5 separate regions of the Homo sapiens genome follow, and all the other regions are linked to region 1. The links are chromatin loops, found by intact Hi-C in ENCODE. Cell type or tissue: gastrocnemius medialis. All regions are shown on one strand. Links, peaks and the distances in the headings refer to the core of each region. The heading gives the core; the rest is flanking DNA.

Region 1 (6,206 bases), core at 702-5,701:
TCTAAACTCATTTTGGAGGGTGGCGGGTGTGCCTGTATGGAGGGATGGAAGGTGAATCCAGGAGACCCCAAAGGGCTGCAGCCCCAGGAGCAGGAGGGGGCTGATGCTGGTAGAAAGAGATATTACACACCTGGCATGGAACTGCTCGGACATATGGTTACCAGTGCCCACCCCCCAGGCTGGCACATCACCTGCCCTCTGCTTCTCTCTCCTTTTAGCTCCCTGGACCCAGTCAGAGAGCTTCTAGCCAAGGGCCTGGTGTCTCATGAAGCGAACGGAGATCAGGCTGGCTGGGTGCCTGGTGCCCCTGAAGGAAGGAGGAAGGGAGCTGGCATCTGTGGAGGACCACTTCTGACCAAGACTGCCTAGTGAATGCTGGCCACTTTCATCTTGTTAAATTTTTAAGTGAAAGGTCAAGGGACTTGCAGGGTTCATGGGGCTGGAGCAGGACAAGGTGGGCCTTGACCTCAGGCATCCATCTCCATATAGCCATGGGCATGGCTGGACAGACATACAGGTTGGAGTGGCCTGGGCACAGCTGCCAACAGCAGCCCCCCCACCCAGCCCCGACTGCCACACTGCATGTGCTGTCCCTGCTGAGGCTGGGGGGAATGAGAAAGTGGAGTGAAGGCATGGAGAGGGCCTGGGTAAGGGGCTCGGGGCTGGACACCCTAGGCATAGCCACAGGTCCTTGAGCTCCAGAGTATCCTGGTGATGCCTGGGGCAGTTCTTGGGTCTCCCCCAAGAGACTGCTCTGGGGCAGGGTGAGCGAAGTCTCCCCCACTGGATGGCATGCTCTGAGGCTTCCTGGAGTTGTCCCCTGTGGCCTGCCAGGGGCCTGGCCGGTGCTGCAGCCTGAGATTTACAAGCCAGCCTGAAGGCGCAAACAATAAATCAAGCTTGAGTCTGGCCGTGGACTTGTCCTCCCACTGCCTTCCAGGCCTCTCACCTGCCATGTCCAAGCCAGGCACTAGAGCTGGGATGGGAGCATCGGGGAGGAGCCCTGGCCCAGCCTCCACCTTCCTGCTTCTCCCTGTGAGACCCTCTCTCTGGGTTTTCCAGGTACTGAGGCCTGGAGGTTAAGGGCTGGGGCTCTTGAAGCTGTCAGCCTGGGTCCAAGCACCAGAGCCCCTCTATTCCTGGTTGGGGAGCTTGTGCAGAGGCATAGCTCTGAGCATCCATTTATGGGGATAATGGTCACACCAGCACCAGGTGCCCTTGTGGGTTTGCTAAGGTGCTTAAAACAGGGCCTGGGAGGTAAGTTGCTCTTACCTGAGTCCCTAAAACAGAACAGAGGGACAAGGGTGTGGCTTTGCCTGTGCCCCAGGGTTTATCCCTCATTGTGTCTGTCCAAGTGCCTTGGGGAGAGGTCAGGGCAGCCCTTTCCCTAGAGGCTGCTGTGAATCACTGGGCTCAAAGCAGGGCCAGGACAGGGCTGACTGGGGAGGTGCTGGGAGGTGCCCCCAGCCACAGCCCTGCAGGCTCAGGGACAGGAACAGTGATAGAAACCAGCCTTTCCTGTCCCCTCTTCCCACTGTGGCTTTTCCTCCTCTGGACAACCCTATGAAGCAGATACTGTCCCTGTTTAAAGATGAGGTTGCTGATCTCATCCTTAGATGAGGGAGAAGAGGAGGTATGTGACTTGCCCAAGGTCACACAGCTCGTAAAAGGCAGGTGGAAATTTGAACCAGCCTCTCTGGGTTTTAGTGTCTCTCAAGAGCACACCAGGCCCAGTGGCTGGGACAGGACAGGACAGGGTGCTGGGAGTTGGTGAGGCCTGGCAAACCACAGGTGCTCACCAAGTATCATTCCCTCTGCCTTCGGAGGCTAGGGAGAGGGATGAAGGGTGCCTCTTCACTGCACAGGGGCCTGTAGGATGCCCAGCAGGGGCCCACCAGGGCTGAGTGGGGCGGGAGCTCAGGGAGGTTGGTGCCCCAGGTGAGTCCCAAGCCCTGCCCTGGAAGAGGCTCAGGAGATAAGCTGGGGCCCTAGGGCCGCATCTCCTAGCAACATGGCCTTGGGGACCCTGCCTGTCTGCCTCAGGTGCCCCAGGGAGCCCAGCTCAACCGCCATCCCCAGGTGTCTGGCTGAGGAACCTGCTGGGTGGGGGCGGAGCAGAGGGCGAGTGCCAAGCCTGGGCTTAGCCCCCAGGACAGGGAAAGAGGGTCCCCTCCTCCAGCCAAGGGTGAAGCTTCTGGGGTGTGGGGGGCTGTGGGGCTGAGAGGGGAGGGGTTTTCCTCTTCCCCTTCCAGCCGTCTCTCTGTGTCTGTCCCCATCTCTCTTCCTAGTGTGCTCCCTGCATCTGGGAGCTCTCCCTTCTCCCTTCCTCTGCCTCCTGCGGCCGCCCTCACTCCCCCACTTCTCCCTCAGGGTTCGGTTTCTCTGTCTGTCCGTCTATCTCTCTTCCTGTCCCACCCGTCTCTTCCGAATGTCTCTCCCACATCTCTCTCGTGCCCCCGCCCTGTTTCCCGTGTTGCTTTGCTCTGCCTCCCTCTGCCCCCCGCCCCCCTGGCTCTCTCCATCCCTTATGCTGAGGCCTCCCCACCCTCACACTTGTGGCTTCCCCTGTCTCCTGCAGCCTTCAGGGAGCCAGGGAGGCAGCGTAGGTGCTGGTACCCCAGCCTCGGTTGGGAGTCATACCACGGATGCTTAGGGGGTGTGCAGGGAAGCCAGCCTGAACAGGAAGACAAAAATTCACTCATGACCTGGGGCTGATCTTGCCTTCTCTTGGGCCTCAGTTTCCCCATCTGTGAAATGGGTCTAATGGCTTTGGTAGGAAGTATCCGTGTTCTCTAGGCTGTTGTGGATCACAGGCTGTGATAGAAATGGACAGAATGTCAGGCTGAGGTGGTGTAGGGCATCTTCTGGAGAAAGGGCTGTGGTGGTGGAAGCCCTTCTGGAGGATGGAGGCTCATCCTTGTCCTTCTGGCCGGCAGGCTTTGGCTGGCACTGCCCTCCTCCCTCAGGAGTGGTCTTCCTGGGGTGAGTCAGGGAGGCCTTGGCGCACTTGGCTGCATCATGGTGCCCTCTGGTGGCATGCGGCAGAAACTGCTGCCACATTTTGCTCTGCCCTCTGGTCCTGGGCGGGTGTGGACTCCAGGGCTTGCTGAGTGACCCTGGGCCCTGGGAATGCCAGTAGGAGCTAAACTCTACTGTGCACTAGGTGAGTGCCAGGCTTCTCTGCACCACAACTGCTTCTGTGCACTCTCCTATTTCGTCTTCACCCTGCCCCACTATTATCCCCATCTTACAGATGGGAAAGTTGAGACCCAGGGTTTTAACCCAGGCAGTTGGCTCCACAGCCAGCACTCTTGACACCACACTTGGAATTCTGCCTCTAAAATGACTCCAGCAGATGCTACAATCCCACTATCAGTGAAGACCCATTCTTTGGGGCTATTTATTTGTCTAACAAATATGTATTTACACTTGCTATTTTCAGAGCCAAAGGAGCTCACAGAATGCACTTAGCCTGATTGTGTCACTTTACAGATGGTGAAACTGAGACCCAGAGAGGGGGAGTGACTGTCCCATGGTCACATGTGTGAGTATGAGGGTGTATGGTAGGACTAATGGATGGCAGTGCGATTGTCAAGCCCAGCATGTGTGAGGCAGTGTGGGACGGGCATAGGAGACAAAACACGATGAGTGCAGTGTTCTGGGGTGAGGGAGGCCACAGTGGGTAGGAGCTAGGGGCCACCCCACCCTAAGTGGGAAGCACCGCTGGAGGAAATGCATGGGGCAAGGGTGGGTGTGAGCTTGGATATGGGCGTGGCTGGGGTCAGTGTCTGAGCTGTGTGAGGGAGAAAGCGGAAGGGAAATGTCTAGGAGCCAGTGGGAGCCACTGGAGGGGGCCACAGTTTCCCAGCACCTGCCTGGTGCCAGGCAATGCAAGGAGTAGGACAGCCTGTCCTCATGGAGCCTGCATTCCAGGGGCTGAAAGCACAGATCACTCCAGAAACAGGCCTCTCACATCCCATCCATGGTGATGGACTCAGAACAGTGTGGGAGGCAAGGCAAGGGGTCTTGATGGGAGCTCCCTGGGGTGAGTGAAACGGTCTAGAGCTTAGCCTGGGGGGTAGTGACCCGGAGGGTTCAGAGGTAGAAATACATCGAGCTGTTCACTTCAAAATAGTGCCCCTTACTGTATGCAAATCTTACCTCAATTAAAAAAGAAGAAAACAAAAAAACCTAGCCTTCTGCTTTGGGTGGGAGGGAAAGTGGGAGTGGCCAGTAATTGTGGCCTGGGTGGAGAGGACCTAGACAGAGAGGTGCTGGCAGAGAATTCTACGGAAAGTTTGCTGGTGGGAGTGAAAGCTGGAACTCGGCTCTAGGTTTCTGAGGAGCCCCAGGGGATGAAGCTGCAAAGATGTGGGGAGGCTCAGGGATCCTGGGGCATCCCATCTCTGGAAGAGCCTCCCCTCTGCAGAAGTGGCAAGAAGCCCTCCGAGAGTGTGGGTCTGGGATGCTTTTTGTCAAATCTGCAGGTGCCTGGGTCCGCAGTCTACTCCTCTGCTGGGGGTGGAGGGGATCCCCTAGATCTACATTTTCACACATTCCCAGGGTAATTTTGACACTGTCAGCTGCACACCAGTATTAGGAAATCACAGCCTGAGGTTCCTTCCAAGCCCTGGCTTCTGTGAATCCAGATTCTGAGATTTCCTGCACTGGAAAGTCATTTTAGCTAGGCCAGCACTGCCACCGCTGGCCATGGCGAGGCTGAGTCCCAGGGAGGGGAAGTGACGTGCCCATGGACTCACAGCCAGCTTGCATCCAGAGCTGTAACCGGAACCCTGCCTAGGCTGCCAGGCCAGGCTCCCAGCCCCGGCCCGGTCAACTTTGTCATGCCCAAGGAATTCCCAGCTGTCAGAGATGGGCGGGGACCGTAGGCAATGGCAGGGAGCCTGGCAGCTGTAGGTGGGCCCCACCCACCCTCCAGGTGCCCCAGGTCTCCCGGGTTGGTTGGGGGCCATCTCAGGCTGTTGGCTGCTCGGGGCTCAGGCCCACCTCCTGCCTCTGTGGCCCCAAATAGAGCTCCTGGGGGCACTTGGCCACCAGGGGAGGAGAGCAGAACCCTGACTCTGTTCCTAGCAGGGGGAGGACCTGTTGAGTCCTGTCATGTGGGAGTGCCACCCCAAACTCCTGCCTGCAGAACCTCATTGGGATGCTGGTGGCACAGGCTGAGCCGGCAAGGTCACTGGAGAACAGAGCGAGGGTGAGGGCGTCCACCGCCAGCCTGGCACTGCCCCCACTGGCGCCTGTTGGGTCTGAACCTCTGCCTAAGGCAGTTGCTTGCACCTGGCCTCACCTCTGCCAGGGCGTCCTCTGCCAATGACAGCCCTCCCTTCTGTTTTCTCTCCTCCTTCCCTTCTCTACCCCTCCCTCTTCCTTTTCTTGCCTACAGGATTGGGGCCCCATCTACTCCTCTTCCATCCTGAGCCCTTTGGAGACAAGCCGACCTGGTTTGAGCCCCAGCTCCTGCTCCTTCTGCTGCTTAGCTCTGTGACCTTTGGCAAGTTGCTAAACCTCTCTGAGTCTCAGTTTACTTATCTGCAGAATGGGGGGTAATAGATCCTATCTCATGAAGGGCTCGTGAGGATCTTTAAACTGTCTAACCTTGGTTGGGCACTTACTCTGTGCCAGGCACTGTGTGTGTGTTTTACCTGAGTTATCATCCTCATTTTATAGACAGGCAAAATGAGGCTCAGAGAGAGGGGGCAGGCTTGTTCCTGGTTGCTCAGCTGTACGTGCAGAGTTGGGCTTTCTGGATCTAAGATCTATGTTCTTCCCTAGGCAGGTTGGCACTGAGGGAGCAGGCAGGGCCATGGGCAGAGCTGTGACCTCACCACATAGGGAGGTGCTGGGCCTGGGTCACATGCGTAGAGAGATTACGATCCTGGGTGTTGTGAGTCAGGTATCGTCTCCATCTGTAGAATGAGGAAAGTTGTAACCATCCCTAGGTGCGATACCTGAGACTGGATCCAGCTTCCTGCAGTCTCCCTTGTCCAAAGCAGGGACTCTTGAGTTCCGTCAGTAGAAGGGGAGCATGACTCTGTCTTATGGAGACAGTCATACATAGCAAATGTTGACTGTAACCACTATCACAAGTCCTGAGATCTTTGCCTGAGGGATGAAAATGGGGGCGCACAGAATTTTAAGTCCTCACTTAAGGACTTGAACTTACCCCTCCTGAGTAGTACATAGTA
Region 2 (6,206 bases), core at 709-5,708, 94 kb before region 1:
TCCTCCCACCCTTCATACCTCCCCCTCCTCATTTTTCATTTACAGAAGAGGTCACTGAAATCCAGAGGTGGGGAGGGCCTTTCCCAAAGTCACAGAGTGGCTCAGTGACTGGGCCTGAAGGAGTCCCAGGCCTCCAGGCACTGCTGTTCCCCAGTGGCCCAGAGGCAGGACGGGCACACACCCCAAGGCCGGCCCTCCCCCCACATGGCTCAGTTCCTGCCTCCCAGACTGAGGTCTGGAGCCCTAAATAGAACAAGCACCACCGTCTCCCTTCTCAGGGAGGGGAAGCCAGCTGTGGCAGTTGTGGCAGGCGGAGAGAAATTTTCCCTTTCTGTAGATTGGATCAGTCACTCTCAGAATTGATGGCAACGGCTTCATCACAAAGATCTAATGCTTTAATTATGTTGTGACATGACCTGACATGGGGGTGGCATTTGATGGATTCTCTGGTGTCATCAGCATGGCCCTGACATAGGAAAGTGGCAGAAGGCAGGGGGTGGGGAAGAGGAAGGGCTCTCAGTGGGAGACGTGTCCTTCCAGGGCCCCCTACCTTCCCCTGCTCTCTGTCTTCCAAGGCAGTCCTGCAGTAGTGGAGACTCAGGAGAGGAGGGGGAGCAGCCCCTGTGCAGGGGAGGGTGGCTGCGCCCTTCCGGGATGGACTGGATCCTGGGGGCCCCGTAGGAGTGCATGTGTGTGTGTACCTGTGTGCATGTGCCTAGATACACAGGGACATGTCGGAGCGGGTGAGAGGGATTCAGACCCATGTGGTAGAAGTAACAGCTGCACTGCTGTCTGGCCTGCAGAGGACTAGGAGGTGGAGGCCAGGGCAGGACACCTGGCTGGTCTGCATGTCCTGGGCTGTCGTGAGCAGAAGGAGCAGATGTACTCAGGCAGCCTGGGAGCAGGCTTAGCTCAGCAGAGAGAGGGCTCCCTGGCCAGGGAATGCACAGCTTTAAAAGGCACTGAGCAAATGTCTCTGGGAAGGACTGAGGGGTTGCTACAGAGCAGATCTTTTCCCTTGGTGGGCACTTGGTGACTCCCTACCTCTGGGGCTAGGATTGCATGTATCTGTGGGTGAAGGGGTTTGCCTCCCTCTTTTCCTCCCACCCCAGCTGCCTGCTCAGAGCCTTATGGGGCCTTCGGTGTGGCAAGAGTGAGAAGCAGGCTGCCGCCACCCGGCCAAGCTCATTTCCAGGATGCTGGCACACGCGCCCCTCCTCTGTCCGCCTTCCCATCCGTTCCTGTGGCAAGCTCTTCTTCCCCAAGGCCGGTGGGCTCTAGGGAGTCCCACTTCTCTGCCAGCCAAGTGAGAACGCAGGCTTGAAGGGGAAGGAGGAAGAGAGACTTGTTGGCGGGGCTCCCGCTGGGTCGAGAGCAGTGCCTTCTGGAGGGATGCAGCGTCTTGAGGAATCCTCATGACTACAGATAACAGGGGGTGAGCTGGTATCTCTCTCTTACACTGGAGGACAGTGAAGCTCAGAGACACGAAATTGCCTGCTTAAGACTACACAGCTAGGAAGGAGTGAATTGGTTTCAATTTAGCAAATGTTTGTTAAGTGACACCTGCACACCAGGCCCTGCCGAAGAAGTTGCAGGTCCAGACCCTGTCCTCAAGCAGCACAGCATGCCCGCAGCTGTCCCTGATTCCGATGACGCTGCCCCTTCCACTGCTCTGCTCTGCCTTTGCCAGGGGTGTCTGTGGTCAGCAGCCCAGGGTGGGGGGAAAGCATCAGAGCAGGTGACCAGGGAGTGGGGTCTGGCTCTGGCGCCTCAGTCACCAGTCCTGGTCTTTGGGGAAAGTACAGTTTGAGAAATATAAGACCGGAGGGTCCTTTCAAGCTCAGTTTAGTGCTCTCCTCCCGCCCCATCCCCATGGTGCAGAAGAAGAAATTGAGGCCCAGAAAAAAGACTAGATGGGCCCAGGGTCACCCAGGAAATTAGAATAGGAGCCAGGATTTCGACCTGGTTCTCCTGACTCCTGGGTCAAACTTGACCATGGCTGTACCCAGGGGCCGGTGCTACCAGGCATGGTCAGGAAAGGCTTCCAGGGGAGCCTTGCATTTCTTCTAGAAAGATAAGTTAAAGAAAGACCAGTCAGAAAGGAAACTCCCAATGCCTGGGAAGGTTTCACAGCCTGAAGAAAGCTCCACAAGCCCATGCTCATTCCTAAACCCACCCCAACCCAGCCTCAGAGAAGGGTGTGGGAGGAGGCCTGACTGGTGAGGCCCGAGGTTGCTTGCTGCTGGGGCTGTGTCTCAGAGATGTCAAGGTGGGGAGAAGGCAGGAGCTGTGCCTTGATTGGTCTCTAAAATCCCCTGCAGGACTGGATGCTCGAAAGTGATGCTTGAGCAAGACAGGAGAACAGAAGGGCCTCCCTGATATAGAAGCAGCCGCAACATGTGTCTGGACATGCACAGAAGCAGGTGCTTCTGTGTGTAGCCTGGGAACTGACTGTCCCCGGGTGGCAGGAAGACTTTTTTAGTAGCCCCATGAATGAGGAACTGACGGTCTGCACAGGTGAAGGTTTGTGAGCAAGAGCTGGGTCAGAGAGGAGGCACCTGTTCTTCCAGAGGGGCCTGGGTCTGGGTGTGATGGGGTAATGCAGTGTGTGTGGTGCGCCGCTGCTGGGTGACTACCCAAGGCTTAACTGTGGCTGGGTGTTGTGGGTGTCTGTGTGTCAACGTGTGGTCAGGTATAGCCATATCTGGCCAGGCTGGTATGGACACCTGTTCCTGTCTTCGTGTCCCATGGGTGTAGCTGTGTGTACCAACCCAAGTGTGAGTCTGAATGGAGCTGGACTTTTTTTTTTTTTTTTTGAGATGGAGTTTCTCTCTTGTTGTCCAGGCTGGAGTGCAATGGTGTGATCTTGGCTCACTGCAACCTCCGCCTCCCGGGTTCAAGCGATTCTCCTGCCTCAGCCTCCTAAGTAGCTGGGATTACAGGCATGTGCCACCACGCCCAGCTAATTTTGTATTTTTAGTAGAGATGGGGTTTCTCCATGTTGGTCAGGCTGGTCTTGAACTCCCGACCTCAGGTGATCCGCCCACTTCCCAAAGTGCTGGGGTTACAGGTGTGAGCTACCACGCCTGGCTGGACTTTTAGTGACTGTAGCTCCAGACATAGCCATAGCCCCCAACAGCTCTGTGTGCTGGAGCTGTACCTTTGTGTGGGTGTGTTGGAGACGGCCTCTGGGGTAGCCTTGGCCCTGTGACCTGGGCTGTTGGAGCTCTGTAGCAGGTGGCCCCCATCACAAGGGGGCACTGTGCATCTTCCTAAACCATCACCGCCGCTGGTGGCCAGTGTGTGGGCAAGGAAGGCTGGGAACTGGCACAAAGATGCCCTCAGCCAGGCCCAGCGCTTCTGCCCCTATTTCTCTGGGCAGTCCTGGCTCTCCTCAGAGTTTTTGCCCTGGGGGAAGGGAAAGGATGTCATTAAAAATCCTACCTAGTAAGTCTCATGGGAGGGGTCCATAGCGATGTCTCTCCCAACTGCCTCATTTGACAAGTGGAGAAACTAAGGTTCAGTTGGGAAATAACCTCTCTCAGACCCAAGCCCGGGATCACTTCCCAACCCTGAGATAAAGCCACATGTGCAACATGTTCCAACATGTGCAACAGCTTCCAACACAGGCCGTAAGTGCCCATTGCAAGACGGGTACTGACAGTGCATGTTGGAGCTGCTCTGGCCTGGGTTTCTGGTTCTGACTCCATCACTTACCTGGCGTGTGACTCTGAGTCTCTGATGCCTTTCTCTGGGCTTCTTTTTCCCATCAGTAAACTGAGAGGATTGATGCCTTTGCTCTTCAAGCCCCTCTTTTCCAGCATGGGCCTTCTAGTTCCTACAGGTTAGAGGTCAGTGTGACCTGGGAGCAGTGATGGTTCTGTGCACCTGGTGGGTAATTATCCTTGTTAAAGACGGCTGGGCATTAAGCATAGCCCAGAGAACTTAGGGTCACACATGACTTAGTGGCTGAGTCAGGATGAGAAGAAAGTCAGGCCTCCTGGTCCCTCACCAGCGCCCGCTGCCCTACCCCAGCACCCCCTGCCCTACCCCAGCAGCTATCCTGACCCTCTCTCTGGGCATAGGTATCAGTGCTTCATTGATACAACCCTGTGTTCCTCCTTGAAGTTGTCTTGCCATTTCCCAAGTCATCTGCCTCCCATATCCATGCCGGGCAGGTCCTGTGCTGGAGACTGTCCTCTCCACTCCCTTATTGAGTCCTAGGAGAAGCCCCATTTTACAGATGGGGAAACCAAGGCTTGATGGAGTTAAGAAATAATAGAAGCTATTATTTTTAAACCTTCTCTGTCTCAATGCCAGACTCTGTGCTGGACACTCACTAAAGTGGGCAGAGAGTGACTAGTCCAACCTCCCAAATTTTCCCCCAAATGGTGCCGAGACCTGCCCGGGATCTGCCAGCCTGATTTAGACAGCAATTTGCATACAATTTACCCAGAAAGCTGCACTGTGAAAAAATATAATTACTTTTTTAATATTCTCGCTCTGATGTGAATGCTTACTGCCCGGTAATGAATTACTTGCTTAATGAAGATAAACCTGAATTGGAGATGCACTTCGGACGGCTGCTGCGGCGTCCGGTTTGATGCCATCATTTGCAGCTGTTAATTTCTGAAATTGATGCCCTTGTTGGTGGGATCATAAATTGAGGGGGAAATCTATGAGCTCCAGCACTTCCAGTTTTTTACTCTGTGGCATTGGTGGAGCTACTTAGCCTCTCTGTGCCTCAGTTTCCTCATCTATAACAAGGGTATTGGGGTAAGTTAGAACTATATAAATGTGGGTCCATCTCACAGTAAAGTGATCTTTACTGGAGAATGATTGAGCATCTACAATGTGTCAGGTGAGAGACAGAGGGGAAGTGATTTATTCAAAGACACTCATGGACTCAGAGGCTTCTGAACTAGAATGAGTAGCCACAGCTTTGTGTCCAGGTGCTACACTTGGATCTCTTCTCCTAAATGGCCTTGAAGATGCCTCCTGACTGCTGGTGATGGGAAAGAGAGCCAGGCTGAAGTCAGACACTGGTAGGAGAAAAAAAAAAACAAAAAAAACTGTGGAGGTGTGGCCACTGGAAACTCTACCCGTTCCTTTACCTGATGCTAACCATGTCTGGGGACTGATCACAGAAGAGCACAGGGCTGGGGGCCAGCACAACAAGCCAACGATTCAGCAAATATGTAGTTACTGCCATCTATGGCCATATGTTTTAGGCTCCTAGCACACAGCCATGAGTAAGACCAGCAAGGTCCCTGCCTACATGGACCTGAAATTCTAAAAGGTGTGGTGAACACATAGCGATAATAGATGAGTTAACTAAGAATAAAGATAAAGTCAGATAATGATAAGTGAAATAAAATTTTTTAAATAGATAATATGAAACAGATCAATTGAGGGGGTAATTTTGACTTGGCCTAAAAGACTTCCCTAAAGAGGTGACACCTGGACTGAAATGTAAATGATATTAAGTCCCAGCATTTTGGGAGGCTGAGGCAGGAGGATTGCTTGAGCCCAGGAGTTTGAGGCTGCAGTGAGCTATGATTGTGCAACTACATTCCAGCCTGGGTGACAGAGCAAGACCCCATCTCTAACTAACTAACTTAATAACTAACAAACTGAATGAATGGATGAATGAATAAATGATATTAAGGAATCAGCCCTGTAAATATTAGAAATGTGATTCCAGGTGAGATCAGAAAAGTAGGTAGGAGGTAGATCATAAAGAGCCTTATAGGTTGTGGAAGGGACTTTGGTTTTATTTTTTGTGCAGAGGGAAGCCACTGAGGGCTTTCATAAGGGGAGTGATATAATTTATTGGCATTTATGAAGATTATTCCATAAAAGAAAATAGAAAATCTGGAAAACGATATCTATTAAAGAAATTGAATTTATAATATAAAAATTTCCCACCCAGATGGTTTCACTGGTAAATTCTATCAAATATTTAAGGAATAAATGATACCAATCATACACAAACTCTCAGAAAATATACGAGAGAACATACCCCAACTAATTTTACGAGCCCAGAGTAATCCTCCTGCTGAATTATTTAGTTCTCCATAGCTAACTATGCTGATAAGTAGTGGCTTAAAACAATAATTTGTTGTTATTATATCTCATGATTCTAGGGTCAGGAATTTGGACAGACCACAGTGGAGATGGCTAATCTATGCCCCACGGTGTCTGGG
Region 3 (6,206 bases), core at 636-5,635, 150 kb before region 1:
CAGCCTCCCGAGTAGCTGGGACTACAGGTGTGTGCCCCCACGCCTGGCTAATTTTTTGTATTTTTAGTAGAGACAGGGTTTCACCATGTTAGCCAGGCTGGTCTCGAACTCTTGATCTCAGGCAATCCACCTGCCTCGGCCTCCCAAAGTGCTGGGATTACAGACATGAGCCACCACGCCCGGCCTCTGAGCTGCTCTTTCAGTCCTTCCTCTACTGTTTCTGGGGGCCCTGGACTCTCCCGGCCCAGTGGCCTAGGAATTTGCTGCTGACATAGCTGCATGTCTGGCAGCTCTGAGTCCAGCAAGCAGCTGCTTCTGTGCCGGCCACAGTGTGCTGGCCATCGCCCACCACCATACCCAGTAACCTCCCCCAGAGGCTCCATCTCATCCTGCCCAAATTGCTGAGCCAGGACTCCCTTGGGGTCATTAGTGTAGAGGGGCTGGGGCTTGCCCTACTTAGAAATGGCACAGTCCAACCCCCTCAGGTCCAAAGAGGGGACACAATATACCCATAGTCACACAGCAATTTAGCATGATGATAAACAGAACCCAGGCATTCTGATTGGTTGGTACACTTCCCTTATCTTCTGGGATAGGTCTGCTTTTATTTGGAGTCTGTACATTGTAGTATATTTAGTATGTTGATTCCACACGTTTGTTGACCAGACTCCTGTGCTGCGTTCTGGAGATAGGAAGAATAAAAAACCATCTGTGCTTTTAGGGAATTCTAGTCAAGTTGGGGAGATAAATAAATTGACAATTACATTGTAAGTGCTCCGACAGCTAACCAGACAAAATGCTGCAGGAGGACAGGAAGGGAGCAAGGAACTGCCAGGAATGGGGAGAAGGTCATGATGTTTGAATTGGGTCTTGAGGATGGGTAGGAGTTTACCCAGCAGAAAGAGCATGGTTGTGGGTAGGAAGAGCATTGCAGTCAAGGTTAACTACTTACCTGTAGAAAAGTGTGGTGCTATTGTAGAGCAATGTTAGATGTCTCCACATCTAGCAGTGATGTGAGGAAAAAGGCCTGTTATGGAATAAGAAGGACCTAGGTTCTGGTTTCAATTCTGTCACAGAGTCACTGAAAACCTTTAAGCAAACCACTCAGTCCAATTGTGTCTCAATTACCTCATCTCTCCAGGAGGATGCTCTCAAAGCCAAATATCTCAGAGCTGCTCTATCCGATAGAATAGCCAGTAGCCACAACGGTCTATGTAAATTTAAATTAACTAAAAGTAAATACATTTAAAATTCTGTTCCTCAATTGCACTAGCCATGTTTCCAGTGCTCAGAAGCTACTGGTGACTAGTGGCTGCAATATTGGACAGCACAGATATTGAATACCTCCATCACCCTAGAAAGTCCTGCTGGGCTGGGCTGGGCTGGGCTGCCCTAGAGGCCTGTGATTCTCAGAGGAGAAGGGATTTGTCCCATCACCTAGCAAGGTCTCCAGGCTCCCCACTTACCCGTTTAGGAAGATATCCCAAGGAACAGGATAGAGAGGATGCACCATTCCACTGCCCAACCTCAGTTCCTGAAGTACAGTGACCCAAATCAGAGGGCAGGGGTCCCTTGTCCCTTTGTCAGTGCACACTATACTCTGATTTCGCTGTGTGAAAGCTTATCACAGTGCCGGGCCCATAATAGCAGCTTTCATAAATAGCCAGTCCAATTCCCAGTTTTGCAAGTGAGAAAACTGAGGCTCAGAGTGGCCTGGTTTAGGATCCAAGTCTTAGAAATTTCCAGGATATCTTGAATGATGGAATTTAGGAGAACACAATGGTCTTTGATCCTCATTTTGGCTTAAGACTTTCAGGTTTTATTTATGTTGTAATCCAGATGATACTATGTGGAATCAAACACATGACCTTATCTGTGGCTAGATGCATGACTGTCCAGGAGCTTGCAGGAATTAACCAGTGGCCAACCTTGTAATGCACAAGACTTTTATGTTACCTGAAACAAATAGAATTAGGTAGCAGGTAGAATTTTTATTTTTATTTATTTATTTGTTTATTTATTTTTTGAGACAGAGTCTCACTCTGTCACCCAGGCTGGAGTGCAGTGGTGTGATCTCAGCTCAGTGCAACCTCCGCCTCCTGGGTTCAAGTGAGCTCATGCCTCAGCCTCCCAAGTAGCTGGGACCACAGGTGCGTGCCACCACACCCAGTTAATTTTTGTATTTTTAGTAGGGGCGGGGTTTCACCATATTGATCAGGCTGGTCTTGAACTCTTGACCTCAAGTTATCTGTCCTCTTTGGCCTCCCAAAGTGCTGGGATTACAGGAGTGAGCCACCACGCCCAGCCAGAATCAATATTTTTGAAAAATGAACACAAATGTATTACCTACCATGTACCAAGCACAGTTTTAAGAGGGTCTAGTAGATAACTGAGCAACACTATGAGGTACAGATGATTACTCTCATCATCCTCATTTTCCAGACAAGGAAACGGAGGCTGAGATAAATAACTTGCTGAAGGCCTCATAGCTATTGTGAAGCCTGGACTCACCCAAGCAGTGGCCTCAGAGCCCACAATCTTAACCCCTTTCTAGAGCCCTCTCCTCAACTTTGCAATTGTTGAACATCAGGACCTGAGGGAAACTTTGGGATCACCTAGTCTAATCCCTTTCCTTTCCTCATGCGGTACTGAAGGCCACAGAGTGACCCAGATCCAGCCAAGGTTATTCAGCAAGTTGTAAAAGACAGAGCTTGAATCTGAGTCCTGAGGGTGGGTCCCCTGGCTCCTGTTCAGTTATTTTTGCTCACTTCTTTTAAAAAGCCTAAAAAATGAAATGATCCACTGAGCATCTTCTGGGTACCCACATTGTGCTGGATGTTTTTGTGGAAAAAAACCTTGGGTTTACATTGAGAAGTCCTGGAATCAAATCTTACCTCAATTGCTTGCCCAGTGACCTTAAGCAAGTCACTTTCTATGTCTTGGCCTCAGTTTCTCCAGAAAAGGAATAAGGATATAATTGCCTTAAGGATTATGTCAGAATGAGTGGCACAAAGTAATTACTCAAGTAAAAGGAATGGACGCTGAAGACACAGGCCGTGTGCCCTCTACAATCTGGATGTGGAGGTGAGACTGACATGCAGAGGAGGATCAGAGGAGAGCAGAGAGCATGCTTTGTTGGCAGGTCAGACGATGAATGTTAGGACACTTCATGCACTGTTGGCTCCATCTGGCAATGGAGGTGATTCAGGATCAAGAAATCATCCAGGGAAAGGCTGGCCTGCAAGAACCCAGACTGGACACGAGGTGGCGCTGGTGGCCCACCTGGGAACAGGCAGAGACCGGCGACCAGCCCCGGGGAATCTGATCCTGGCAGTTTCATTCTTTTTGCTTCTAGGCATGAAGTCTACATGAGGGACCCTGGTGGGCTGAGGATGAGGGCGCTCTGCCCCACCAAAGGATAAATGGGAATTTTACACTCCTTATCTCATTTAGTCTTCACAGCCACCTTTTCAGGTATTCAGTTTTACACACAGGACACTGTGACTCAAAAGATGTTAAATAATTTCCTCAAGGGATACTATTGAGAAGTAGATCCAGGCCCACTGATTCTAAATCCCATGCTCTTTCCAGGAAAATATGCTCCTCCCAGCCAGTGGAATCAGTCTATCAACAGAGGCTAAACAGGATGTAAGGGAGATCGTACCAGAAAATAGAAGACCAGATTAAAACTGCCTCCTCCTCATGGCCTTCCTAGACTGTCCCCATTCCTTTTTCACCCAGTCCACTCCAACAACCTCCTAATCCATTTCCCTGCTTCCATTCTTGCACCCTAGGCTCTGTTCTCTACAGTGATCTTGTGAGAAGGAAACCAAGTGGCAGTATTCTGCCTTTTTGCCGTTCAAAACACTCCAATGCTTCTGATTCCAATTTGAACAATGTCTGAATTTCTCACCACAGCTATGAGCGGTGCTGTGCTGGTAACAACCAGTTCTCAGAGGCAGAGAGCCCTGATATGTAGCATTTGCTAATTGTGGTGCATATTCTCCCTCCATGGCCAATTTCAAGCTTCCAAGGTAACATCACTGAGCTCAGAGTTGAGAAGGGATGTAAAGAATCGAGACAGAGCCAGTCTGAGTTGACACCAACGCACTGCTGCACCAAGGCTCCACACATAAGATCTGGCCTCAGACGCCTTCTCCAGACAACCCGCTTATTCTGCTACCCCTGTTCACTCTGCTGGATCACTGGCCTTCTTGCTGTTTCTTGAACATAACAAGTACATTTCCACCTCGGGGCCTTGGCACTTGCTTTCCTCTGTTTGGGATGCTCTTCCCCAAAAATGTGCATAACTTGCTGCGTCACTTCATTCAGGTCTCAGCTCAAATGTTACAGAGAGGCCTCCCCTGAGCATCTTCCCTAAGACATCCTACCCACTCCCACCCTCCATCACTTTTATTCCTTGCTCTGCTGTATTTTTTCTCTAAGGGCCTCAATCTCTATTTAATAATAAATGATAGACATTTAAACTTATTTGTCTAGGTCAGGACTGGATGGCCATCCCTAGAACAGACCTGACTCAAAGAAAGCACTTAATACATATTTGCTGGTTGATAAATGAGTAATTACTTTTCCTCTACATGTAATGCCTTTTTTTACTGCAATAGCCTTGATGTTTTCTCTTTATTCTTGATGTGCTATCGTCTCACTACACTGGGTCTAGGTGTAAATTTATTTGTTCTGTTCAGCACTGAGTGCGCATTTTGAATCTAAGCAATGTCTTTCTCTCATTCTGGACAATTCTCAGTCCTTATTTCTGTAATCTTGCTTCTCCTGCACTCCCTCTGTTCTGGAACTCCTACATAACAGTCTGTCAGTCTCTACTCTGTGTTTCGTAACTGCTTGGCATTCTATAGAATGCCAGTTGTCTCCCAGTGTCTATTCCACTTTTTCCTTAGTAATAGAATCTCTAACTTTCAGCTAGGCACATGCCTACTTGGGTTAAAAATGACATTTCTTGGCTGGGCGTGGTGGCTCATGCCTGTAATCCCAGCACTTTGGGAGGCTGAGGTGGGCAGATCATCTGAGGTTAGGAGTTTGAAACCAGCCTGGCCAACATGGTGAAACCCCCTCTCTACTAAAAATACAAAAATTAGCTGGGTGTGGTGGTGGGTGCCTGTAATCCCAGCTACTTGGGAGGCTGAGGCAGGAGAATCACTTGAACCCAGGAAGCGGAGGTTGCAGTGAGCTGAGACTGCGTCACTGCACTCCTGCCTGGGCAACAAGAGTAAAACTCTGTCTCAAAAAAAAAAAAAATTTCTGAGTCTTCCACTTAGCTACATTCGGGCATATAACTGAGTTCTGAACAATGAGTATAAGCAGGAGTCTTGTGGAACCTCCTTGTAATGTCTTTTAAGCAGGGGAGTGTGCTATTCTTTGTGCCTTCTTCCTGCTATCTGAAAAATACACGAGGTGGCTGGAGTTGGTGCAGCCATCTTGGACTATAGGGTAGAAGTCAGATAGAAGGAGCCTGGGTTTTGATGGCTTTTATGAGACTGCCCTCTTAGCTTTTTTTTTTTTTTTTTTTTTTGAGACGGAGTCTCACTCTGTCCCCAAGGCTGGAGTGCAGTGGTGCCGTCTCGGCTCACTGCAGGCTCCGCCTCCTGGGTTCACACCATTCTCCTGCCTCAGCCTCCCAAGTAGCTGGGATTACAGGGGCCCGCCACCGCGCCCGGCTAATTTTTTGTATTTTTTTTTTTTTAGTAGAGACAGGGTGAACCGTGTTAACCAGGATGGTCTCAATCTCCTGACCTTGTGATCCGCCCACCTCTGCCTCCCAAAGTGCTGGGATTATAGCCGTGAGCCACTGCGCCCGGCCGAAACTGCCCTCTTAGCTTTAAACTTCCTAGTGCTGGACCATTCCATGAGAGAGAAATGGACTTGTATTTTGCTTGAGCCATGGTTATTTTGCTGTCTTAGTTTGGGTATCCCAAAAGCAGGACCCAAGAGAAGGATTTGGATGCTAGTAGTTAATTTGGGAAGTGCAGTGAAGAAGTGGAGATGTGAGGCAAGGAAAGGAGAAAAGCCAGTAAAAGATTTGAACATGAGCAGTTTGCTGCTGGTGGCCAACGGAGGCTCAGCCCTGGTGTGGGGCCTGTGGGAGACTATGTGAAACAGACCACATAGTTGTCCTACCAATGGGAAAGGAAGCTGGAGTATTTATCATGAACTAATAATGCCCCTCTTGG
Region 4 (6,206 bases), core at 511-5,510, 130 kb before region 1:
CTGCCAGCTTGTCACCTCCAGTAGTAAGATTTTCTTCATGCTGGTTCAGTACTTTGTGAATATTCACAAAAGTCCCAGTGGGGTAGAGCAGGGATTACGCCCCTGGCTTACAGATGAGGAAGAGAAGTGACTCCCAAGAGCACACAGAGTGAGTGCACGGACAGATAAGATTTGAACTCATGTTGGTCTCATTCCAAAGCCCAGCATCACCACTGAGAACAGGTGTGAGTGGGGGCAGAGCTGGGGGCTGTGAACCTAAGGGAGATGTGGCGCCACAGGGAACCCCCTTCTCCTGCAGATGCCCCTGACCTCCAGCCCCAGGGCCATCAGCCCTGCCAATGAGGAGTGTGAGGCCTGCAGGGTAGAGTCAGAGGGTTTAAATCATAGACTCCTAGAGTCAGGACAGACCAAGAGGTCTTCTGACCTGGCCTGTGTCCATCAGCAAACTCTTACAGGTGTCTTTACAGGCGCCACATTGGGCCCTGGGTGTGTAGAAAAGGCTCTGACACTTCTCACCCCTCCAGGGACTCATGGTCCAGAGCATGGCTTCTCTGCTTAGTACTGTTGACACTTTGGCTGCATAATTCCTGGGGGCACTGTGCATTGTAGGATGTGTAGCCGCATCTCTGGCCTCTACCCACTAGATGCCAGTAACATCCCCATAGTTGTGACAACCAAAGATGTCTGCAGACATTGCCAAATAGTCCCTGTCAGATTCCTCTTAGTCGAGAAGCACTGGCTTAGGGAGAGGGGCAAGCCAACATATCCACACAGAGCTGAGCATCCTGCAGCTGGGCAAGACAGGAGGAGCTCTGGGGAATGGGGCCTGCCGGGGGGAAGGCCATTTCCCGATGGATTTGGGATCCAATCTCAGCATCCCTGTTCTTTTCTCCGTGACTTGGCTCCTCTGGTGGAAGCAGCTTCTGCTCTGGGAGGCTAGCCATGCTGCTTTGATCAGTCTGGCATTCTGTGCCCTGGATTCGTCTCTTGGTCTTGCTATGGCAAGAGCTGGTGCCCAGTCAGCTTTCATGCGTGTTAAGAAAGGCTCTGCTTGTTCCTTGGGATAGCCCTCTAAAAGCTGACTGGGTGGCCACTTAAATACTGTGCTTATTCAAAGAACAATACTTCAAGCAAGTGCTTCAGCATAAGTACCTCCAGGTCCCCCACTCCACGGAAGCTGCAGTGTGGGAAGACAGCTCTGCAGCTCTCAGCCTGGAGACTGGGTTCTCCTGGATCTTGCCTTTACAGTGACAAGACCCGGGCAGAAGTCCTTCGATCCACAGAGCTTCCACTTCCTTATCCATGAAGGGCATGGCCATCCCTTCCCTGTCTTCTCACAGTGTCCTGGGGTAACATTTATTATTTCACAGGAAAAGATATTGTAAATGGAAAAGTATCATACATGTTACCTATCTTCTGAGTTTCCAAGTGGCATTGGGGGTCAGAGTTTTTTCTTTCTTTTAAAAATTATTATTTGAATAGTCATTCACACATTTAACAAATGTTTACTGAGCTCCCACTATATGCCAAGAAGTCAGCAATGAGCACATCAAATGGGAGGAGATAATAAATGAGTGAATTACATTCAGTGTAGTAGGTGAGATGGTCACAAAGGCTGAGGGGAAAGAAGCAGTCATGTGGAGGAGGATGGATATTGAAATTTTAGATAGGGAACACCCCTTTGGAAGGTGCTATTTGAGTAAAAACCCAAAGGCAGTGAGGGAGCAGGTTATGCAAGTGTTATTACAGGCAGAGGGAACAGCAAACACCACACCCAGGGTGTTCAGGAACAGTGAGAAGGCCAGTGGTGGGTGGTGGGTGGTGGGAAGGGGACAGGGCAGGAAGTGAGGTTGGTGGGTGGAGAAGGAGGAGAAAGGTTGTCGAGGGGGCAGGGGTAAAGGAAGGCAGGTCATGGTGGGGACTTCGGCTTTTAACCTGGGTTTGGAGGCTTGTGGGGGGTTCTGAGTGGAGAAGAGATGAGACAGTTCCGGCCATGGCATGTAGGACAGACCTATTGACACCAACCATGTGTTTCAGGAGTCACAAAATTTGTTAATAATCCTCCCAAGAACCCAGTAAGAAAGTTAATCCTGCATTGCAGCTAGTTCAGGGACTTGTTCCTGGAGGGGACATAGGGATGGCCCAGCTGTGTCCTTGATAGAGCCAGGACTTGGTCCCCAGTCTGTCGGGCACCCTAAACCCTAAACCTAACCCTAACCCTAACCCTAACCCTAAAAAGCTCCTGGTGTTTCCACTAGGCCACTTCACTGCCTGTTGTCAGACCTGTCCCATCCTAAATCCTTATTGAAGCAAACGAAAAAGTCTCTCTGTGATTTAAGATGACCTCTGTCCTACCAAAGAGTTATTGTTGAAGACTTGCCTCTTTTTAAAAAACTATTTAAAAAATTTTATAGAGACAGAGGTCTCACTATGTTGCCCAGACTGGTTTCAAACTCCTGACCTCAAGCAATCCTCCTGCCTCAGCCTCCCAAAGTGCTGGGATGACAGGAGTGAGCCACTGCACCCAGCCTTTCTCAGAGATGGAGTCTTGCTCTGTCGCCCAGGCTGGAGTGCAGTGGTGCGATCTCCGCTCACTGCAACCTCTGCCTCCTGGGCTCAAGTGATCCTCCTGCCTCAGCCTCCTGAGTAGCTGGGATTACAGGTGCCTGCCACCACGCCTGGCTAATTTTTGTATTTTTAGTAGAGATGGGGTTTCACCATCTTGATCAGGTTGGTCTCGAACTCCTGACCTGAGGTGATCTGCCCGCCTTGGCCTCCCAAAGTGCTGGGATGACAGGTGTAGGCCATCGTGCCCGGCCTTTACTAATCTCTTACGTGTCAACTGTCACTCCACCCAGATGTTCACTTGGACTGGAGGTTGGTATGGGAGGTAGAAAAAGCTTGCTGGAATCAGGAGGCCTGAGCTCTGGTTTGGACTCTAACACATCATTGCTGCTTCACCTTTTCAGTTTCTCTGTCTTCAAAATCCCCTGCTCTGCCCGCCCTTCTCAAGGTGACAGTGAGGACCCCGAGGCAGAGGAGGGTTGGGAGAGCTCTGGGAGGAGAGGGGAACCCTGGATCGCACCTTCCTCCTCTACCAGGCTGCAGTGGGGGCTGAGTGCCCCTAGGTGGTGCAGTTTTCCCAGGCTGAGCTCCCAGCAGCTGCTGCCAAAGGGGGCTGGAAGATCTGGGGGAGACAGAGGGGCAAAAGTGATACCGAAGCCCAATAAAGTGGAAGTTTGAGGTAAAAGCCTGCACTGAGGATTCCTGCTGCTCCTCCGATGGGCACTATGGGGATTAGTGATGCAGGGCCCTCTGGCTGCCCTGGCCACCAGATTCTGCTGTGGGATGTTGGCTGCAGTCCCTGGAGTTGTGGTATGAAGGCCAGGGGTGTATACAGTGTAGCGCCCACTCTTTCACAGATGAGGAAGTGGAAGGCTAGAGAGTGGGGGGCTTGCCCAGTCACCGTGGGGGCAGGGATAGCTGCTGTGGAGCTGGGCTGTCTGCGGAGGAGTTGCTCCCTGGCAGGACCCTCTGTAGACAGCATGTAGTGCCGCAGCTTTGATTTTGGTCAATTTCTCCTAGCTGGTGGCCCACCCCTCTCTGGCATCTCCTTTTGGGCTTGCCCTCCTTCCCGCTCCGTGGACACTCTCAGGAAAGGCCAAAGGAGCAGTCATTTGCTTCTCATATAAAGAGCTGTGTCCCAGGGCAGTGGAAGAACGCCGCGCAAGGGTCAGGAGACGTGGGTGTTCGGAGGCTCTGTCGCTACATAGGGCCCATGGCTCTTCTCTCTCTGGCCTTGCTTCCCTTATCTGTAAAGTGGGGTGGGCAGGAAAGAGAAGGTTGGAGAAGGAGAGGGCTGGGCTGGATAGCCCCAAGGTCACTTTCTAGCGTGGACATTCTGAGTAGCACTTGAAGCTTCCCTTCTGTTCATCAGGGGACAGGTGGGGGAAGGAAAGGCTTCAGTTCTCTCATTTAAAAAACACAAGGGAGTGGACGAGATGATGTGTCATTCTGGCTCTGACATCCGGCTCAGCGAAACTGAGAGGCAGTCATCAAGGCCAGAACCAGCCCCTTGGAGCTGCCCACACTTGATGGCACCTGTCTTGGGAGGTGCAGACCTGCTTCCCTCAAGGTGGACCGGCATGCCCCCCAGCGAGACCGGCCTCCTTCCGAGCTGGCTCCTGAGCCACTGCAGAAGTTCTTCCTCCCCTGTAGAGCTGAAGCCCATCTGCACATCCAAAGGGTGTTCCTTCCCGGGCTTCATTACTAACAGGCTGCCTCCCTGGCCAGATGAGCCTCTCGGGGACCTTGGGCTCTTTCCAAAATCAAATCTTCCTTCAAAGAAAGTAAGAGATTGGTCACCATGGAGGAAATTCAGAGAATGACAGCTGGAGGATTGAGGGGAAGGGGAGAGAACACCCACTTATTGTCAGCCAGCCATGCGATAGGCACCACTCAGTCCCCTTCCTGTATATTAACTCAGTTCATCCTATCAACCAGGAATTTATTATGATCATCCCCTGTTTGCAGATAAAGAACCACTGAGGATATGAGTTATTCTTCCTACAGTTGTACAGCTTGTGAACAGTAGAGCTGGGGTCCGAGCCAGGTCTCTGACTCTGCAGCCTACCCTTGTCCTGCTTGAACACACTGAGGAAGACAGGAATAACAGGACATGGGTCAGAAGGCTTGGCTTCTGCTCCAGCTTTGAAGTTGAAGGATTAGGTGACAGCTAACACTTGATAGTATTTTATGGTTTCAAAGTGATAACCATGTAATATTTTAATTGATTCTCAGCCCATTTTGTAGATGAGGAAACTGAGGCTCACAGATCTGATGACTTCCTAATTGTGGCAAACTACCAGCTACACAGTAGCTGGGCTGGCTTCGAACCAGGTCTTTTGACCCCAGAGTCTGTGCAGCTCACAAATAAAGCTGATTCTTTGACAAGTTAAGCCTCTTCTCTTGGATTCATTTTTCCAGTCTGTGAAAATGAGGGATTGGATTAGATTAGTAGGCAATCACTAGTTCCCAGGCCCTTTTATTTAAAGAAAAAAAGGAGAACCCATAGAGTCTGGCAACTTAAACTTTTGCTAAGTATGAACACTTAAAAAAAAAAAGAACATTTTGTCTTCAAAAAGCTAGGGGGATATTATCTCAGTGTAGTGGGGAGAAAAAAAATAGTAACTGAGAACACAATTCCTCTTAGGAATTAAGTGAGCTGTGTTTAGCATAACACTTTGATGAACCATTGTGGTTGTACCAAACTGCTCTCTGGGTCTGGCTGGAGCGGGCCAGAAGGGAAATGGAACTAGAATAATTCTCTGCAAAAGAATTGATTTGCAGTGGGGATTTGGAAGGCTGAGCAAGCTAGTGACATGAAGAGGAGATGCTGAAGGAAAGTCCAGATCCAGGGCAGGGATGAGAGTCCCAGAGACGAGCAGCAAATGTTCTTCAGGTGGGAGGCAGAGAATGAGCAAAGGGCCCTAGGGAGAGGAAGGTCTGGTATTCCATTTCCACAGGGAGGTGTCTGCTTTCCTGGTGTCAGTCAACCTGTGGATACTCTGGCTCTCTTGTCAAAGTGCCCTTGCACAGTGCAGGAGCTTAGTGAATGCAACCTTGGCAGTGTAAGTTTAGGGAGCCCTTGGTTAGGAATCATCCAGATCTGGCAGACCCGAGTTTGAGGCCCATCTCCATCATTTGGAAGTTCTATGAACTCTTTAATCTTCAGTTTCCTTCTCTGAAATGGATATAACACTCCGCACCTAGAAGGCTGATACAAGAAATAAGTGCGACCATGGACTTAGTACTTGGTGCTCAAGCCTTCAGTAAACAGCTACTTAGCTGCCTGTTACTATTAATCATGGTTATTTGGATATTCACAATTTTACTTACTGTGGCAAGCTTGTAGGAGGTTTTTGTTCTGTTTGGGAAGCGGGGTGGCTTTTGCTGCTGTTAATTCAGTGCAGGATCGGGCAGGAGTATCATCTGGAAGGGAAGGGAAATGGGTGGGGTACTAAATTCAACACCCTCAGCCCTTTCAACACTGCCAACACCAACCTCAGCCCTTTCTATGTTTTCAAGGCTGAGCACTGTCTACATCTGAGAATCTGCTTCCTTGGAAATGACAGCATATCCTTCCAGGGCTAAGCTCAGAGGGCAGATCTCCTGCCAAGGACAAGCTGAGGGCCAGTGGGGTGGGG
Region 5 (6,206 bases), core at 688-5,687, 79 kb after region 1:
ACACCTTCATCTGGGCCTGTCAAGGGGCTGTGGGCCCAGGTGGGCCTGGTGGGCCCAACCTGGCAGAACAGGCACACCCCCTCCTTGGTTGTCCATAGCCAGGGGGTATCTGTGAGACCAGAGGGTCTCCCTTTAGGCTTTCTAAGGCCTCTGTTGCTGGAGCCCCTAAACCCTGCCAGATTGGGGAGGCAGCTGGTATAGGAGGCAGAGTGGGGAAAAAGGGACAGAATCTCACTCTGCCCCTTAGGATGTGTGCCCTGGGCAGCAATCACAGCTCCTTGAGCTTTGGCTTCCACTCTGTCCCATGGGTTCATGTGAGCATCTCAGAAGCTGATGGTCTTGTCCAAGCCCTGGCACATAGCTGAAGCTTGGGAGAGGCAGGTGGAAGAGGGGATGGCCATCACCAGCCAGGAGCCCACCAGAGAATGGGGGGCTGTAGCAGACTGACCTCGACCACCCTGGCCCAGTGCCACACCCCAGTGTCCTGGCCACTGCCTGTGTGGCCTTGGGTGAGAGCCTTCCAATCACCGGGCCTCAGTTTCCCAATGTATCAAATAAAAATAATAGCCTCAGACTCTCAATAGGAGATAGGGGATGATGTCGCAGGGTTCCTGAGAGTTCCCACCAACCCTGTGTACCAGATATGGTGGGGGTGGGGCGGGGGCGAAGAGAGCCAGAGCCAGAGCCATTCCTCTGGGGCCCAGATGCAGTGGGTGAGCCCCGGCCATGCCACTTGGAAGTTAAGCCTGGGAGCCTTGGGAGTCAACCGCTTGCCCCCCACCCGGCACTCCCCAAGGCTGATCCAGAGAGGCTGAGGGTGTCCAAGGTCACACAACAGCCAGCTGATGTCCACCACCTAAGGGGAGGGGGCCTTTATCTCCCCAGATAAGAGGGCCTGAGTGGGCTGGGAAGGCCTCGTGGCCTCAGATATGGGTGGAACCTGGGGGTGGGGAGTGGAGGGCCAGAGCCTGGCTGACCCATAACCATAAGGCAACCGCTTCTCCTGGTACCTCCTCGGCCTGCGTCAGCGAGGGGCTGTGGATGCTTCTGAGTTCATTGCCTGCCACCCAGCCTTGGAACCCAGGCCTCAGGCACAAGGGAGGTCTGTAATAATGACCCGGTGAGAATGACAGCTGTGTGGGGAGCTGTGCCCACGTGCCAAGCACTCTTCTTGCCTTCATTCATCTGGTCCTCCAAACAGCCCTAGGAAGAGGGCAGGGCCTGGGAGTGAGCTTCAGAGAGGCTGCATAAGCCGCCCAAGGTCACACAGCCAGGGGTAAAGAAGAAGGGTCTTCAGCTCCACGGCTATGCTTTCTGCCATCATGCAGCAAACATGCCAAGCCCACTCTGTGTCAGGCCCAGGGCTGGGGCTGTGGATCTCTGGCCCAGCTGGGATTTGGGGAAAGGTACCCCAAAGGCATCACTATTTGCCTGGGAGAGGGAGCTGGGAGTGTGTAGGGCCTTTCCGTGCTTGGCTCTTTGTTGGCCAAAAGGGAGGGACAAATATGGACCTGCAGAACCCCGGAGGAATGAGGGATGCCTCTGCCTGGAGACTCGGGAGGGCATTCTAGCCAAAGAGACTTTGAGCGAGGCTGTGGAGGTGGAGCGCGCATTCCTGGTAGAGGGATGGCCCAGGCAAAGGCCGGTAGGCCTGAAAGGGCATGAAGTACCCCAGGATAGGGAGTGAACAGCCTGAGGGATTCCGTGGTAAGAGAGGAGGTTGAGGCCAGACCACAAGGATCTTGAATACCAAGCGGAGGACCTGACCTTTTCCTGAGTTCAAAGTGGAGTCAGAGGAAAAGGTGAGGGTGGGGGCAGTGGCCTTGCATCTGTTCTGTTGAGGCCTAGGCCAGGTGGTCTCCAGCCAGTGGGCGTGGGGTGGGTTCCTTTGGACTCTCAGAAGGGCCCCAGGTGGGTGACGCCACAGCCCAGTCTGTCTTGGCATCTGAGAACAAGGCCATCTGCTGGCTGCCTCATTCCTGCAAACTCAGGGTCAGAGGACCTCTGATGAGCCCAGCACCCCACAGCTCCAAAGAACTCCACGGTCTCTGAAACCAGGCTGCAAGGGCGAAAGGGGAAAGGCTGGCAGAGACATCCTGGGCAGGGCCCCTCCCACTACCTCATTTTCCAGCTCTGACAAGTGCTTACCCTGTGGGGGACAGGCAGCTCACAGCTCGGAAGTCGCCTGGCTGCCCTAAGGAGGCCCATCCCAGTATGGCCCTGCCCGGCGGGGCTTAGCTCGCCCTTCTCTATACTTTGGTGTTGCCCGTATCACCGGAGGGTGCTGGGGACGCAGGTTTGTTAAACCCTTTCCCTCTTCCTTCCACCAGACAGTAATACTTGGATCCTCACTTGTGATTTTCCCAACAACCCCTGGGGGGCCCCCTTCTGCCGGCACCTACTTGATGGGTAAGAGAATGGAGGCTTAGAAAGGGACGCATCCCGGAGCCCCACGGACCAGTCTCAACCACCAAAGGGCAGGGAGCCTGGAACCCTGCGGGCCACAGGCTGCGCAGCTCACTTGAGGGGACACATGTAGATTCTGAAACCTTACAGCCCGGGTTCAAATCCTTGCTCTGCAGCTGACTAGCACCTCACCTCAAGCAAGTCAGTGTCCATGTCTCATTCCCTGCCTGGAACCGCCTTGTGCCTCAGTTTCCACATCTAAAATGGTGATGCTAATAGCACCTTCCTCGGGGTAGGTGTGCGACTTAGGTGAGATAACTCATACCAAGTCCTTACAGCCGTGCCTGGCAAATGCCCCCTCGGCAGATGGAGAAAATGAGGCTGAAAGAGAAGAGGGGCCCCCCGGCAGGGATTCGCCCCCCGCCACGGGCCCCACGGCCGGGCGGTTCCTGCAGCTGCCTCTCCCTCTCCGACGTGTTTGGGAAATCCTCGGGCTGGGGGCCCGAGCGCGAGCAGCCGCGGCGGACCTGCAGGCGGCGGCGCTCGGCCCGCCCTCGCCTCCCGACCAATTTTGGGCAAAGCAGGGGCGGCGGCGCGCTACGTGCCGGCCATGAGTCAGCGCGCAGGAATGCGCAGGACGCTTTGTTCCCTGCGCGGCGGACGAACGTGCTGGGACCGGGGCGCGGCGGGGCCTGACACGACCGCACGGGCAGTACGGCCACGTGCGCCCCCAACCCCACCTCCGAACCGCAGGGCCACCCGCGCCTCGCCTTCCCCTGGGGCCCGGACCCCTGCGGGGGCCCTGAAAGCCCAGCCCGGACTCCAGCAGTCCCCGGGGAGCTCCGGCACCCTCCCTAAGCCTCGGGCCGGGGGGGTCTGGTCTGAGTGGTCCTGGCCGCCCAAGCCCCTGGGTGGCTCGCAAAGAATCAGCAACTGCGGGGAGGGCTGCCCAGGAGGAGGGGGGGAGCTGCCCCAGAAAGACTGGTGGGAGGCACGGAGACCTCGAGCGGCCACAGCAAGACCTGACGCTGCCCTGGGGAGGCCGTGTGGGGCCCGTCACCCCTTCTCCACATGGAGGCTGGTGTGGGAAGGAAGCGGGGGCTGGGTCCCCCAAGTCCTGCCTCCAGCTTGCGGGGTGTTTCCCTGAAGCCACTCCCCTCTCTGGGCCTGGGCCTGTCCAGTGGGAAATGGGATGACCCTGGCAGTCTTGCTCTTCCCCAGAGTCCTGGGCTGTGTAACGAGGTCTCCAGCCCAAAAGTGCTTTGGAAAGGAGTGTAACCACCTTGAGAAGTCTTGGCAAACTCCAGATGGCCACGCAGAGGGCCTTTTGCGGGTGCCAGGCTATGTCTGGATCTGACCGGTAACGCTGAGTGCTGGGCATTGCTGCTGTGGAAATGCAGGTGCAGAGGGGGTGACGTCATCTGCCCCCAGCCACGGGAGGACTGGCAGGGCAGTTAGAGCCCCAGGGCAGTTTGACTGGGCACCCCTTCTCCTGGATGGGTGAAGACCCTTCTCCTGGGGAATGGCGGGGTGGCTCCCACAGCTGCTGGACGCTGCCGACCGTCAGCCCTGGCAGAGGGAGTGGGGAGTCTTGAGGCTCCACTGCGGGCTGCTCTGAGAGGGTGCGGAAGCTGCTGGAGTCGGGGTCCCTCCTGCCCTGTGTGGCCTTGGGCACCACTTGCCTTTTGGGTACTCCTGTGACTGCTCTATCTTCACAGGAGGAATTCCATTTTAGCTTCCCCATCCCTGGTGGGGGGCAGCGACTAAATGGCCAAGTCTGAGCTTAGGACGGGAGGTTCCTCGGAATGGGATTTTTTTTTTTTTTTTTTTTTTTTTTTAGAGACTGGGTCTCGCTCTGTCACCCAGGCTGCTGAAGTGCAGTGGTGCTATCATGAATCACGCAGCCTCTAACTCTTGGGCTCAAGCGATTGGATGGAATTTTTTAATGCTGTCTTCCTTCCCCCTCATCTGCAAGATCCCTAACACCAGGGCATAGCAGCCCACAGTTCTGCCCAGCAAACAGGGCTGGAGCATGGGGGTCCCAGCTGGCCTGGGGGCCCTTTGCAGGAAGCCACCTTTGTCACCCTTGGCCTCAGGGACTCCGCAATTGAGCAGGTCCTCACTGGGGTCCTTGCCAGCCCCTGGGACTCAGTGTATTCTGGAACTCTCTGGCTTCTGTCCCTCTTAGGCCACATGTTCTATATGGGGGACATGGATGTCCTCTAAAGAGGATGACCTGTCTTTACACCAGGTCCTATCTTTCATGGCCTTGTTCATACCTTCATGTCTGTCCTCTCTTGGTACCCTGACCTGGTCTCCACCCAGCCTCAGCTGGCCCCCTGTGACTGGCACTGGTAGAAGAGGCTGAAGCCCCCCCGCCCCTCCCTCCCCGTAACCATTGGCTCTGCCTGACTCCTCCCTGTGTGGTGGTCTTACCCATAGATAGCATGGCTGCACCTTGGGCAAGGTTGATGCTGTAGGGGATGGGGAGGCTGCTCTCCTGTCTGGGGCCAGAGGTCCCTGCATTTGGGAGAGTGTCTTTCATTCTGCCAGCAATACCGAGGCCTCATTTGCAAACCTCTCTGCCAGGGTGTGAAATGTGCATGGAGGCAGAGACCACACAGCACAGTGGTTAGCTGCTGGGCTCTGAAGTCAGCCAGCTCTGGGACAACACTTCTCTGCACCTCAGATTCTGCATCCATAATTGGGGGGCCAGCTCCCCTTTGTGAGCATCCAGGGAGTCAGTAGATGCAAACATCTTAGAACACAGTGATGAGTCAGCGTGAGTCCCCGCAAGCCTGCACCTGGAGTGTTATAGTGACTTCCACATCATCTTTACCATCTCTCTTGACTGGAGTCAGTGACACCAGTCCTCCTCCTGTAAATCTCTGTGGTCATAGATTCTTCTGATTTCCCAGCAAGGAAGACTGCTCGGTGTGGCCCCTAACATCTCGCACTGTAGCCTAGAGAGCGGCAGAGCCCTGCCACATAGCATGGCTGGGGAGGTAGAACCTGGCCTCTGCCCCCGGTACAGAATGGTCTCTGAGCCCTTTTGACCTCCAAGTCTCAGAGACTCTGAGGACACAGGGTGACAGGAGAGACTGGAGCAAGCAAGTATCTGCACGTGCCCCACCCCCTGCAACTACACAATTCCTGGCACTCACGGGCCCCGCCTTGGCCTGGCACGCCTGCTTGGGTTTCTGCCCGTGTGGTTTCCCCTTGGCCTTTCTATCACGTCCGCTGGCAGAGCATCCCCAGCTGTCTGCATTCCTGTGCCATGAGGACGGCCACCTTGGGGCCAGGCCTGGCTAGGACGCCCCCTGAGAGTGGAAGCGTGTGTGCTGGCCAGGATGTGCAGGGACATAGCTTCAGGCACCTGCTTCTCCATGCTTGTGCATGGCTGTGCCCGTGTGTCCGTGTGTGCATAGGTCTGTGCATGCATTGGCAGGTATGCACAGAGTGGACACAGACAGCTGTGTGGATACACATGAGTGCCATGCAGTGGAGGCCTATGTGGGAGGAAACATACAAGCTCCTGGGGGCCCCACGGGCCTGTGAGTGGGGACCTGCACTCATGCATGATGGTGAGGCACGCATGTTTCCCATACCTGAGGGCCCTTGCATATGTGAGGGTCATGTACCCAGGTGTGGCCCTTCTCAGGTCAAGCTCACAGCCACAGGAGGAAGTTGGAGGAATTGAAAGAAGGGGGTCAGGATGAAATCAAACGCAGAGAACCCATTTGCCCAGCAGAGCTGGAAGCTTCCCACATATTCCCCTATTTACTCTCATACCAATCCCT

Evidence for each region. Peaks named below come from ENCODE experiments on the same cell type or tissue, not always from the same donor. Only the 100,000 strongest peaks of a DNase experiment are listed, where the experiment ranks them.
Region 2: a loop joins it to region 1, with 9 times the contacts of the local background. A loop is called at or near these places in 66 of 110 quality-filtered maps.
Region 3: it touches region 1 in a loop (8-fold over the local background); 98 of 110 quality-filtered maps call a loop at or near these places.
Region 4: a loop joins it to region 1, with 2.8 times the contacts of the local background. A loop is called at or near these places in 87 of 110 quality-filtered maps.
Region 5: it touches region 1 in a loop (2.4-fold over the local background); 3 of 110 quality-filtered maps call a loop at or near these places.

What each region holds. Positions count from the first base shown.
Region 1 is chr1:41,414,239-41,420,444 of GRCh38, forward strand. No RefSeq gene overlaps it. Among named protein-coding and RNA genes, the nearest start is that of FOXO6-AS1, 42 kb to the left of the region's middle. RefSeq lists a silencer at 4,719-5,013 and an enhancer at 4,719-5,013. In gastrocnemius medialis, for the core only: CTCF peaks have their summits at 3,033 (motif pointing left) and 4,689; DNase peaks (open chromatin) are centred at 3,013, 4,501, 4,803, 5,233 and 1 weaker place; H3K27ac peaks cover 2,512 bases.
Region 2 is chr1:41,319,812-41,326,017 of GRCh38, forward strand. LOC124904159 (a long non-coding RNA gene) reads left to right here and starts at 3,039. Exons shown (of 2, transcript XR_007066027.1): 1 at 3,039-6,206. RefSeq lists an enhancer at 2,370-2,629. In gastrocnemius medialis, for the core only: a CTCF peak has its summit at 3,237 (motif pointing right); DNase peaks (open chromatin) are centred at 810 and 3,270; H3K27ac peaks cover 15 bases.
Region 3 is chr1:41,265,089-41,271,294 of GRCh38, forward strand. No RefSeq gene overlaps it. Among named protein-coding and RNA genes, the nearest start is that of SCMH1-DT, 26 kb to the left of the region's middle. RefSeq lists an enhancer at 3,129-3,423. In gastrocnemius medialis, for the core only: CTCF peaks have their summits at 3,254 (motif pointing right) and 3,468; a DNase peak (open chromatin) is centred at 3,273.
Region 4 is chr1:41,279,752-41,285,957 of GRCh38, forward strand. No RefSeq gene overlaps it. Among named protein-coding and RNA genes, the nearest start is that of SCMH1-DT, 40 kb to the left of the region's middle. In gastrocnemius medialis, for the core only: a CTCF peak has its summit at 3,124; no DNase peak of the experiment used is centred there.
Region 5 is chr1:41,493,371-41,499,576 of GRCh38, forward strand. No RefSeq gene overlaps it. Among named protein-coding and RNA genes, the nearest start is that of EDN2, 12 kb to the left of the region's middle. RefSeq lists enhancers at 661-1,191, 2,785-3,333 and silencers at 2,857-3,046, 3,187-3,236. In gastrocnemius medialis, for the core only: no CTCF peak of the experiment used is centred there; DNase peaks (open chromatin) are centred at 2,410, 2,991, 3,812 and 5,591; H3K4me3 peaks cover 1,118 bases; H3K27ac peaks cover 4,194 bases.